Linked DNA regions of Homo sapiens: region 2 is linked to region 1. A link is an interaction called in ENCODE POLR2A ChIA-PET data of the cell type or tissue named here. Cell type or tissue: OCI-LY7. All regions are shown on one strand. Each heading gives the region's core, and the rest is flanking DNA. Links, peaks and the distances in the headings are about the cores only.

Region 1 (5,982 bases), core at 1,204-5,203:
AGTGATTCACCCATCTCAGTCTCCCGAAGTGCTGGGATTACAGGCGTGAGCCACTGCGCCCGGCATGGCCCAGTTTTTAAATAAATAAAAACCAAAAGTCAGTTGCACTGAAACTTGACAAAATGTTTAAAATGTTGAGGAAGAATATCAAAGAAAATTCTGAAACAGAATTATGAAGAAGAACTAGCTCTGCCAACTATGAAAACCTACTTTGATGGTTCAAATTGTAATTATAGGAAGAATAACTGAAATATTATAAATAATTTAGGCATAAAATAATTTTAATATGTGATGTAGGAGTGGGAAGGAATTCAGTAAATACTATTAGGATAACTGGTTAGCAATTTGAAAATAAGTAGTTAGGTATAAAACCAGATAATAACCTAAACAGAAGAAAGCGAAATTGAATAAGATCCAAAAATCTGTATTAGCTTAGAAGCAATAAAAATCACAAAACATCAACAGATATATAAAGTTTTTTTATAAAAAGAATTATTTAATGGAAAAATCGTTGTTAAAATATGGCAAATGGTTATATTTAAAATGCAAATAACTGATAAACTAAAAAGATAACACTCCCCATCTCCCCAGTAGATAAATGGACGAAAGAACGAATAACAAAGGGAGAAATACAGCTAGGAAAAGGAAAAAATGTTTAAGCTCACTATAAGTGGGGGAAAGGCAAATTAAAATATATTCAAATATTATTTTCACCTCATCAAAAATCATTTTAAAAATGTTTTCATACCCAATTCTCACAAGGGCAGCATAAAAATGGTTCTCCCCTACATTGCTGGTGAAATTATGGTTTAGAACAACCCTTTTGGGAAGCAATTTGGCAATATAACAAGAACTTTGCAAAAGATTTCTAGATTCTCAGTAATATGACTCCTGGGCATCTGTTCCTAAAGAAATAACCCAAAAATATAGTTAGAGGTGGGGAATTAAGAGAACTATATAATTTTCAACATTTTTGGAAACATTAATTCTGTTAGCCACACAGGGATCAATTTTAAATATCCAAAAGTTGGACCATGACAGAACTATCCAATGGTAGCAATCTTAAAAATAATGGTTACAGGTGGGCGTGGTGGCTCACGCCTGTAATCCCAGCAATTTGGGAGGCTGAGGAGTGAGGATCACTTGAGATCAGAAGTTCAAGAAAAGCCTGGCTGACATGGTGAAACCCCGTCTCTACTAAAAATACAAAAACTAGCCGGGCGTGGTGGCGTGTGCCTGTAATCCCAGCTACTCGGGAGGCTAAGGCAGCAGAATAGCTTGAACCCGGGAGGCAGAGGTTGCAGTGGGCCAAGATCGCGCCATTGCACTCCAGCCTGGGCAACAAGAGCAAAACTCCATCTCAAAAAAAAGAAGAAGAAAAATGGTTACAAAGACTATGCAGCAATATGGAAAGTGATTATGTGTGGGCATAGTGTTACAACAACTACCTACAAGCATTACAGATGTTTCAGAATTTGTCTAGCAGGTTTTCCAGTTTGTACCAGAAAACCCCTATGCAAGTTTACAAAAACCAAAACTATGTACACAAATTACATGCTAAAAAACCCAAATACTAAAAATTATGAACATGACTGAGTGAAACTATGAGTCTTTTTTTCCCCTTTAAATATATTTCCTAAATGCATTGCTATTTGTGGAGATTAGTTTAGTCCCTCAAAAAATTTTCCCATAATGTCCGGCACTGTGGCTCATGCCTGTAATCCCAGCACTTTGGGAGGCTGAGGAGGGTGGATCACCTGAGGTCAGGAGTTCGAGACCAGCCTAGCCAACATGGTGAAATCGCATCTCTACTAAAAGTACAAAATTAGCTAGTCGTGGTGGCGCAGGCCTGTAATCCCAGCTACTTGGGATTACAGTAATCCTCCTGCTGAGGCAGGAGAAACTCTTGAACCTGGGAGGTGGAGGTTGCAGTGAGCCGAGATTGAGCCATTGCACTCCAGCCTGGGCAACAAGAGCGAAATTCCATCTCAAAAAAAAAAAAAAGAAAGAAAGAAAATTTCCCATATGAATGAAGCTCAGAGGATTTGCTTGGTTCTGTTTGAAGATACAAAATAACTGTAATTTCCATCATTAGGCCCATGGTGAAAGGCAAGCTGGACACTGGTGGAAGAAAAAAAAATTCAGATGGGTAGAGGAAAGGGACCTCCCTCCAAGAAAAGAGTCCAGGCAAGGCAATGCAAGTGGGGGAGTGACCTGCTCTGGGAACAGCCAGCCCCTCCATGGGACCAACACAGCCCTTCCCAAACTGTTTCTCACAACAGCTGTCCCATGAAATGCTCCTCACAAAAACGGGTTCTCTGACCAAAGAAATGTGGGAAATACGTAATCATACCCTGTCCTGAAGAGTTACAGTAAATGTTAGTATAGTTAAAGCTCCAAGAAATCCTACAGAAATGTTTGAGTTTAACACTACGTTTGTTCCAACAAATTAGATCATAGAAACACCACCACTTTTTGTTTCTAGCCCTATTAACAACCTGTGGAAGATCCCTCAGGCTGGTCTGAAAGAATCGCCCCAGAGCTCTTAAGGAGGAAGCGAGCCGAGAAAGGAGGGTTGTGACATTGTGATGAGCTCTGAGTTGTATTAAGGAATTTGAACTTTTCATCTGGGGAGTAATAGGATCCAGTCTAGCTTCCAAAAGCTGCCCCTACCAGCCACATGGGGGCCCCTGAAAGCAGGGTTTCAGCCCTGCTGTAGTTCCTCAACTCCCCACAGGTGTATCTAGGAAGGCTTCTGCCCTGGCTGGGCCTGCCCTAATGCCTGAACCAGTCCTGACCAGGGCAGGAGGTATGGCAAAATCAGGGGCTTTGGCCTCACCATCTGCCCATGCAGATGCCTATGCCACAGCAGCTTCCTATTTTCTCCCTTCCTAGTCCCTAGTCCTAGGGAATAGGATTTTACCTCAGTGTCCCTACCTGCTGAGCCTGGGACCCTATTCTTTTTTTTTTTTTTTTTTTTGAGACAGGGTCTCACTGTGTTGCCCAGGCTGGAGTGCAGTGGCAATCTCAGCTCACTGCAACCTCCACCTCCCGGGTTCAAGAAATTCTCATGCCTCAGCCTCCCAAGGCGCTGGAACTACAGGCATGTGCCACCATGTCCGGGTAATTTTTGTATTTTTTGGTAGAGACGGGGTTTCACTGTGTTGATCAGGCTGGTTTCGAACTCCTGACCTCAAGTGATCCGCCCACCTCGGCCTCCCAAAGTGCTAAGATTACAGGCGTGAGCGACTGCACCCAGCCCTGGGGCCCTGTTCTTATCCTCAGCCCACTTGGTTTTCCCATCCCTAGGGAGCTAGTTTCAGTTCTCTATACTTCTTAGCCACAGGCTGGGCTCCTGCTAAACAGCAGGTCACCCGGAAACATAACATCACTACTTGTGCACCACAGCACTGCCACTCACCCAGAATCTGGGCATCATTCTTGATCCCTTCGTCTCCCCCCAGGTCCTGTTGATTTTGCCCCCCGAATGCCCCTCAAATCATTCTCTTCTTTCCATCTCCCCTGCCACTGCTATAGACCAGACCCCTCTAGCCTCTCACCCAGGCAACTGCAGCAGTCTCCTAAAGGAGCAACTCGCCTCCAGCTGCTCGGCAGTCAAGTGACCTTTGAAACACAGATCAGATCTTCTCACTCTCCATGGGATCACTGGCTTCCAGGATGTTAAGGATAAAGTCCCCAATTCCTTAACATGCGTGAGGATGCCATGCCCAATCTCCAGCCTCATCTCAAACACCAGCCCCCATTCTCTGAGCTCCAGACACAATGGTCTTTCCCTTCCTGAAGCCCATCCAAGACACCCCGCCCTTTTTGTTGCTTTAGGACCTCTCCTATTGACACACTGGGCCTCCTTGTTTGGAATGGTGACCTGTCCATATAAGTGTGCCATACCCTTTGGACACAGTGCTTTAGACAGCAGGATGTCTAAAGACACTGGGTGACTCTACCCCCAGTCAGTGTCCCCAGCTATCCTTCTGCTCAACCACCTCCCTGGCCACCCCCATGGCTGAGGTCCCAGCATGGCCTGCCTGTGAGAAAGTCCCATTCAGACACAGAACACCAGTGAAGTGGCTACCACATCCTCTGGCCCCTGTTTCCAAGACCTTTCTGAAGGGCAAGGAAGCAGGGGACAGTGGAAGGAACATAAGGTTTGCTTTTGACAGCTCTGGGTTTGAATCCTGATTCTGCTACTCATTAGCTGTGTGACTCTGGGCAGGTTGCTTAACCTGTCTGAGACCCTTTTCCTGCTCTGTAATATGAATAGTCCGGTAGTTAAGAATGTGGGCTTTGAAATCTGAGTGCTTGGATGTAAATTCCTCTTGCCACTGTATACTATCCTAGAGCTCTGAGCTTTAGTCTCATGAGAAAATGGGAATAATAATCAGTACCTCATGGACTGTTGTGAGAAGTACGATATCGCAAGTGCTTAGCACAAGTATGAGTAATTATTATCATGGAAATCATCTAGCATTGTGTTCGACACATTAGGGGGACTCCATAATTATTAGTTCACCACCACCCTCTCTTTTCCCAAGTCAAGCAAGATCCACATGCCACCAAGTCCTGACGACATGGAGACTTCAATTCCAGGTCTCTTCACAGATCTGGGTGTGGGTATACTACCCAAAAGGCAGTGTTCATGAGCCAAGAGAAATGGCTTCCTTCTCATAGGAACATTGCTCAGCTGAAAGGCCGTTTACACCTGACAATAACCCAGTAAGGGTGGAGGAATTCCTTTCTGAAGATTTACTCATTCATAAAAAGTTCTCCAGGTACAAAACAACAACAAAAAAGGTATTCTCAAAACTGTAGCCTGGCAGAGTGAGTCTGAGAGATGCGGACCAGCCAGCCACGCCTGGGAACGCTGTTGGCCTCTCTGGGAATGGCATCTACCAGGAAAGCAGCCAGGGATGTCAGATAACAGAAACCCCAGAGGTGGCATGGGAACATTTGAGGGAGTAAAGAACTGGCAACTCAAGGTAGGGGGAAGGTACAAGGGACACGGAGGCTTGAAGCAGGATAGTACAGGCTACAACACAGAGTGCTGAGGAAGGGGTGGGTGGGGAAGGAAAGCAGGAAACAATGAGAACGGAGGAAGAGCCCCGCTAACTTCTCTCAGCTGCTCTGCATTTAGACAAGGGATATTCCCCACTCCGCACCAATACCAGGTCCAGTTACTCTCAGGCTGTCCTAGGGTCTCTCCCACCACCTGCCTCTACAAACAAAGCTGCTATCCAGGGCCAGGGTCAACATGAGGCTGGGTGCAGTGGCTCACGCCTGTAATCCCAACACCTTGGGAGGTGGAGGGGGGTGGATCGCTTGAGTCCAGGAGTTTGAGATCAGCCTGGGCAACATAGTGAGACCTCCATCTCTAATTTTTTTTTAAAGGGTCATCATGTAATGTCTAGGAAGGCTAGACTCACATGCAGGGAGGGGCCCTCCCTGAGCCACAGCATGAGGCCCCACCACCAACACAGTGGTCATGGGTTTGGTTTTAGCAGAGCTTGTTCAAAGAGTATTCCAAGGTGGCTATGGGGAAGAACCAGGTAAGACTTGGCAGACTGTTCTCTCCAGCTCCAGAGTAGAAGTTCATGGAAGAAATGTTCCACAATGCTACAGAAGGTGCTGGTGCCCCCAGAGGCAGCCACGTCCCTCAGTCATCCTAGAGAAATCCAAGGGGTAAAGAGATGTGGAGACAGCACATGTCATAAACGTCACTGCAAGTTATCAGACAAACAAGGGTTCAATTGCGTGGTACCTGTGGGGCCCATGAGTGCTTGCCTGGGCGCCTCATTAGAGCTGGCCCGGCAGCTCCAACAGCTCTTGGACTGTTTTTCAGTCCAAGATTCGCTTTATGAAGACAAAAAGGAATCCAGACACTCTCATCTGCGTGCGCCTGCTTTCTCTGGCAAAAGACATCATCTCCATTACCTAGATAAATAGTGCATTTTTCTGTGACTTCGT
Region 2 (5,702 bases), core at 862-4,861, 690 kb after region 1:
TACTTGTCCGTGGTGCTGGAATACCTTCTACGTCTCTCCTCTGTGTATCTTCTCCATCTGCAACTGAGGCTGAAGGAGCATCCCCTACTTAAGACATGATAGTCTCATGGCAGAAGGAAAAGAGTATGAGAGTTTCTGTTTGAACAATATGAACATCACATTTGCTCATAAGCCATTGGCCAAAGCAAGTCACATGGGCCAGTCAACTTTTTTTAGCCATTCATCCCAGGCTGCAGCTGGGTGACGTCAGAGGTGACTTGGAATGGCAACAGATGGTGCCTGAGCTGTAGGACCGTTGGGGAGCACCGTGGGAGGCTCAGAATGCTGGGGCAGTCCCTAATAGTGATGCTGCTGCTCCTGACCACGAAAGGACTCTGCAGGTCAGCCCCACCTTTGACAAGATGCTTCCCAGGGTTCCACCATGCAGACACTCATCCTCCTTTCCAATGTCCGGGTATCCCTGGGACAAGCAGCTCTTATGTATGTAACATCATTTTGTCTTCTCAACAAGCCTGTGGAAGTTATTATCATTTCCACTTTTTAGATAAGGAAGATGAAGTAACTTGTTAATAAGTGGAACATCTGAACTTGAACTGTTTCTTTGACTCCGAATCATATGTGTTTTTGGGGTTTTGTTGTTGTCGTCGTCGTTATTTTTATTTTTATTTTTTTTCTGAGACAGAGTCTTACTCTGTCACCCAGGCTGGAGTGCAGTGGCGCGATCTCAGCTCACTGCAACCTCCGCCTCCCGGGTTCAAGCGATTCTCCTGCCTCAGCCTCCTGAGTAGCTAGGATTACAGGCATGCACCACCATGCCCAGCTAATTTTTCTATTTTTAGTAGAGATGGGGTTTCACCGTGTTGACCAGGCTGGTCTTGAACTCCTGACCTCATGATCCACCTGCGTAGGCCTCCCAAAGTGCTGGGATTACAGGCGTGAGCCATGGCGCCCAGCCTGTTGTTATTTTTAAGAGACAGGGTCTTGTTCTGTCACCCAGGCTGGAGTACAGTGGCTCAATCATAGTTCACTGTAGCCTGACATTCCTGGGGTCAAGGGATCCTGAGCCTCAACCTCGGCCTCCTGAGTAGCTAGCACTACAGGTGCACATCACCACACCAGCTAATTTAACAAAAATTTTTGTAGAGACAGGGTCTCACACTGTGTTGTCCAGGCTGGACTCAAACTCCTGGCCTCAAGTGACCCTCCCCTTTGGCCTCCCGCAATGCTAGGATTATAGGCGTGAGCCACTACAACCAGCCCAAATGATATATTCTTTGAATGGCAACGTGCAATGTTTAAAATACTGGCCGGGTGCAGTTGCTCACCCCTGTAATCCTAGTACTTTGGGAGGCCGAGGCATGTGGATCACTTGAGGTCAGGAGTTCAAGACCAGTGTGGCCAACATGGTGAAACCCAGTCTCTACTAAAAATACAAAAATTGGCCGGGTGTCGTGGCTTGTGCCTGTAATCCCAGCTACTCAGGAAACTAAGGCAGGAGAATCGCTTGAACCCAGGAGGCAGAGGTTGCAGTGAGCCAAGATTGCACCACACTCCATCCTGGGCAACAGAGAGAGACTCCATCTCAAAAAATAAAAAAATTAAGTAAATAGGCTGGGTGCAGTGGCTCATGCCTGTAATCCCAGTACTTTGGGAGGCTGAGGCGGGCGGATTGCCTGAGGTCAGGAGTTCGAGACCAGTCTGGCCAACATGGTGAATCCCCATCTCTACTAAAAATACAAAAAAATTAGCCGGGAGTGGTGGCATGTTCCTGTAATCCCAGCTACTGGGGAGGCTGAGGCAGGGGAATTGCTTGAACCAAGGAAGTGGAGGCTGCAGTGAGCCAAGATCATACCACTTCACTCCAGCCTGGGTGACACAGCAAAACTCCGTCTCAAAAAAATAATAATAAAATAAATAAAAGAAAATACTGTATGTACTCTGCAGATATAACCATGTAAGAACTTACATGGATAAAACTTGAAAAGGAGTAGAAAAAGTGAAGTGCTTGGCCTTTTGAGTGGCACGTAGTATTTCTTTGTCACCCAGGCTGGAGTGCAGTGGCATGATCTTGGCTCACTGCAACCTCTGCCACCTGAGTTCAAGTGATTCTAGTGCCACCATGCCTAATTTTTGTATTTTTAGTAGAGGCAGGGTTTTGCCATGTTGCCCAGGCAGATCTCAAATTCTTGACCTCAGACGATCCACCTGCCTCGGCCTCCCAAAGTGCTGGGATTACAGGTCTGAGCCACTGCACCCGGCCCAGACTTAGCTCCTTCAGTTTCTGGCTTCCCTAACTGAACAGCCACTCTAATTCATTTGATGAGGAAGATCTTTGAGAAGTAATTGAGAAGGTTAAGCCAAATATAGTTTGGAGTAAGATCAGATACTGCAGGGGCAGAGAGTTGAGATTAGGCCACAGTGAAGAAGAGAAGAAAATATCAAATGTAAGCAGAGATTAACACCCCACAACTGAATACCAGCAGTAATACAGGATTTGGGCCAGCAGCAGGGTTAATGCAAAAGAGGCAGCTGTTAAATCGAAAATAAGAGCTTTTGTTTTGTTTTTTGTTTTAGAGACAAGGTCTTGCTCTGTTGCTCAGGCTGGAGTGCGGTGGTGTGATCATAGTTCACTGCAGCCTCGAACACCTGGGTTCAAGTGATCCTCCTGCCTCAGCCTCCCCAGTAGCTAGGACTACAGGTGGGCACCACCACGCCCCACTATTTTTTTTTTTTTAATTTTTTTTTGTAGAAGTGAGGGCTTGCAGTGTTACCCAGGCTGGTCTTGAACTCCTGGCCTCAAGTGGTCCTCCCACCTCATGCTCCCAAAGTGCTGGGACTGCAGGCATGTACCACCATGCCTAGCTAATTTGTTTGTTTGTAGAGCTAATTTTTCTTTCTTTTGTAGAGACAGGGTCTCACTATGTTTCCCAGGCTGGTCTCAAACTCCTGGCCTCAAGCAATTCTCCCACCTCCGCCTCCCAAAGTGCTGGGACTCTAGACAGGAGCCACTGCACCCAGCTAGAAAATTTAATAGGAAGTCTAAAAGACATTTCAGGAACTCTCTGCTTTTGGGAACGCCTTCTAAAGACCCTTCTCCCCACCTTGTGGACTGGCCTTCAGGAGCCCAGTTTGGCAGTAATTGTGCAGTGGCTCAGGCATGTAATCCCAACACTTTGGGAGGCCAAGGTGGGTAGATAACTTGAGGTCAGGAGTTCAAGACCAGTCTGGCCAAAATGGCGAGACCTTGTCTCTACAAAAAAATAAAAATGTAGCCAGCATGTTGGCATGCACTGTAGTCCCAGCTACTCAGGAGGCTGAGCCTGGGAAGTGGAGGTTGCATTGAGCCAAGATTGTGCCACTGCACTCCAGCCTGGGCAACAGAGTGAGACCCTGTCTCAAAAAAAAGAGATCCTGTGTCCTCATTGCATCTTGCCAAGAAGCACCTGATGTCAGTTTGTCCCATTATTTTTCAGGTATTTCAATATATTATTCTCTAGAATAGAGTATTCCATTGTCTGAGATAAATCTAGCTTCCCTATATCATAGTGGCTATTTTTCTTCCAGCCCAGAAGTTTTTCCTTGGTAAGATAACTTTATTTTGTGAGTTTATAGATTTGGATTATAAAAATAGATCGGAACTGTTAGACTAATTTGGCCCAGAGATTTTATGAGTCCACTTGGGAGAAATAGGAGTAATTCTCAAAACCAAAATGAGAAAATCCATGTTTAACAAAGAAAAATTAGTTTTTAGCTGAAGGAAGTCCCCTATAAAAACATTGCGTCACAGGATTCCTTTCACAGTAAGCTACCAATTTTATATGTGACTCAATTGACGTAAAACTCTGTTTTAAATGAATAGTATGTGAGGTGATGGATATGTTAATAACTTGATTTCATCATTTTGCTATGTATACATATATCAAAACATCATGTTGTACAGTGTAAATATATACAATTTTTCTTTGTCAGTAACACCTTAATGCTGGAGGGGATGGGAGAAGAAAATCTGTTTTCTATATTTCACAAGCACATCTATTGCACAATGTATACACATTGCCTCATTATGTGAGATTTATTGGCCCAGCCTAGGATTTGGCTTTTGACAACCAAAAAGGTTGCCCTTTGTGATACCAGTCTCAAAAATGTTAAGAACGTACCCCAAGCATCTCTTTAAAAAGGATTTTGGATTTATTGACCATGAATTTATCTACAATCTGTTTCTGCTTTCATTTGTATCATTTAGGGACTGATGATTTGTATGTTTTCCACTTGTATTTACATAGCATTCCTTTTTTCCTCTTTAACTCAGGGGTTACACACTCTGAATGTCTAAAATGATGAGTCAGTGAAATGGTTTGTGTGTAAGGATTCATAGTAAGAGAGTGGGTGTCCCATCTACAGGGAGCAGCCATGCTCAACTTGAGCCTGAGATGAGTGCGGCTCATTGTGGCCAAGATATTTTGATTTATGGGTGGGTGCGGTGGCTCACATGCCTGTAATCCCAGCACTTTGGGAGGCTGAGGTGGGCTGATCACCTGAGGTCAGGAGTTTGAGACCAGCCTGGCCAACATGGTGCAACCCCGTCTCTACTAAAAATACAAAAATTAGCTGGGCGTGGTGGCGCACATCTGTAATCCCAGCTACTTGGGAGGCTGAGGCAGGAGAATCACTTGAACCTGGGAGGCGGAGGTTGCAGTGAGCTGAGATCACGCCATTGCACTCCAGCCTGGGCAACAGAGCAAGACTCCATCTCAAAAAACAAACAAACAAAAAAAATTCTGACTTTTCCCTAGAATCCTCAAGTCTGAATTTTCAAACATTATGAATTCAATCAAAAATTTTAAAAGACACTGTGCAGAACAAATAGGTGCCTCGTGGCTTGCCAGTTTCTTTCTTTAATATACCTCTTTTACATTTCAAAGTGTCCTTTCTAGTTTTCTGGGATTTAGTATATGAGTTCACCGTCTTCTGATTCTCCTCCCCCAATTGCATGACAACTTTTATTATTCTTTCAGCTTTCCTCTTAACACACTACAGATTATTTGTCATTATTTTATGGTTATTATAAAGAAATAGTTCCATATACTACTTTATTTACCTTGACCCAAGGCCCACTAATGTATAATAAGTAAAACTGTAAAATCGGTCCTTTCATCTCCTGTTGTTATCAGTTGTTCTTGAGGGTGAGTGTCAATTTCATGGTTGGAGGCCAACTCTTCTTCCCTTCTCTCTGCAGCCGTCATTTCACCAAGCTGATAATGTTCGGGGAACCCGCCATCACGGGCTGGTGGAGAGGCCATCCAGGAACCGCTTCCACCCCCTCCACCGAAGGTCTGGGGACAAGCCAGGGCGACAAATATCCTTTTTTACTCTTCAAAGGGAGTGTGCATTCTGAAATGTTTGAAAAGTTTTCAGGATTTATCTTCCCTGCAATTCTCCTTTGGCCTCAGAATCTTCATTTATCTGATGAAAGGAGGCAATACAAATAAATGAGTTGGAAACTAGAAACATCTCTGCAGTCAACATTTGGAAACATCATTGTAGGTGTTTATGAAAGCATCAATAAAGTTCAGTTTAATGAAATAACAACAAAAACAACCTGTAATTCGGTCCCATTGCAGGGTGTTCTGAGCATTTTCTCCAGAAATTGGCCACGTTAGAGTTAAACCTGACTTTGAATCAGGTTAGAGAGCCTTAGTCTC

Evidence for each region. ChIA-PET counts read pairs that join two places held together with the same protein. Peaks named below come from ENCODE experiments on the same cell type or tissue, not always from the same donor. Only the 100,000 strongest peaks of a DNase experiment are listed, where the experiment ranks them.
Region 2: POLR2A ChIA-PET joins it to region 1 with 7 read pairs; 1 of 35 experiments calls an interaction of 5 or more read pairs at or near these places.

The regions. Positions count from the first base shown.
Region 1 is chr15:89,896,124-89,902,105 of GRCh38, forward strand. The region is part of intron 5 of ARPIN-AP3S2 (ARPIN-AP3S2 readthrough); the gene reads right to left. ARPIN (actin related protein 2/3 complex inhibitor) reads right to left here. Exons shown (of 6, transcript NM_182616.4): 6 at 1-5,680. The coding sequence ends at 5,672. It also overlaps the pseudogene RNU7-111P. Among named protein-coding and RNA genes, the nearest start is that of AP3S2, 5.1 kb to the left of the region's middle. In OCI-LY7, for the core only: CTCF peaks have their summits at 2,675 and 2,880; a DNase peak (open chromatin) is centred at 2,718.
Region 2 is chr15:90,588,400-90,594,101 of GRCh38, forward strand. It overlaps CRTC3 (CREB regulated transcription coactivator 3), which reads left to right. Exons shown (of 15, transcript NM_022769.5): 3 at 5,237-5,356. It overlaps LOC124903555 (a long non-coding RNA gene), which reads right to left. Exons shown (of 2, transcript XR_007064758.1): 2 at 4,961-5,463. Among named protein-coding and RNA genes, the nearest start is that of CRTC3, 61 kb to the left of the region's middle. RefSeq lists an enhancer at 5,665-5,702. In OCI-LY7, for the core only: no CTCF peak of the experiment used is centred there; a DNase peak (open chromatin) is centred at 2,552; H3K27ac peaks cover 464 bases.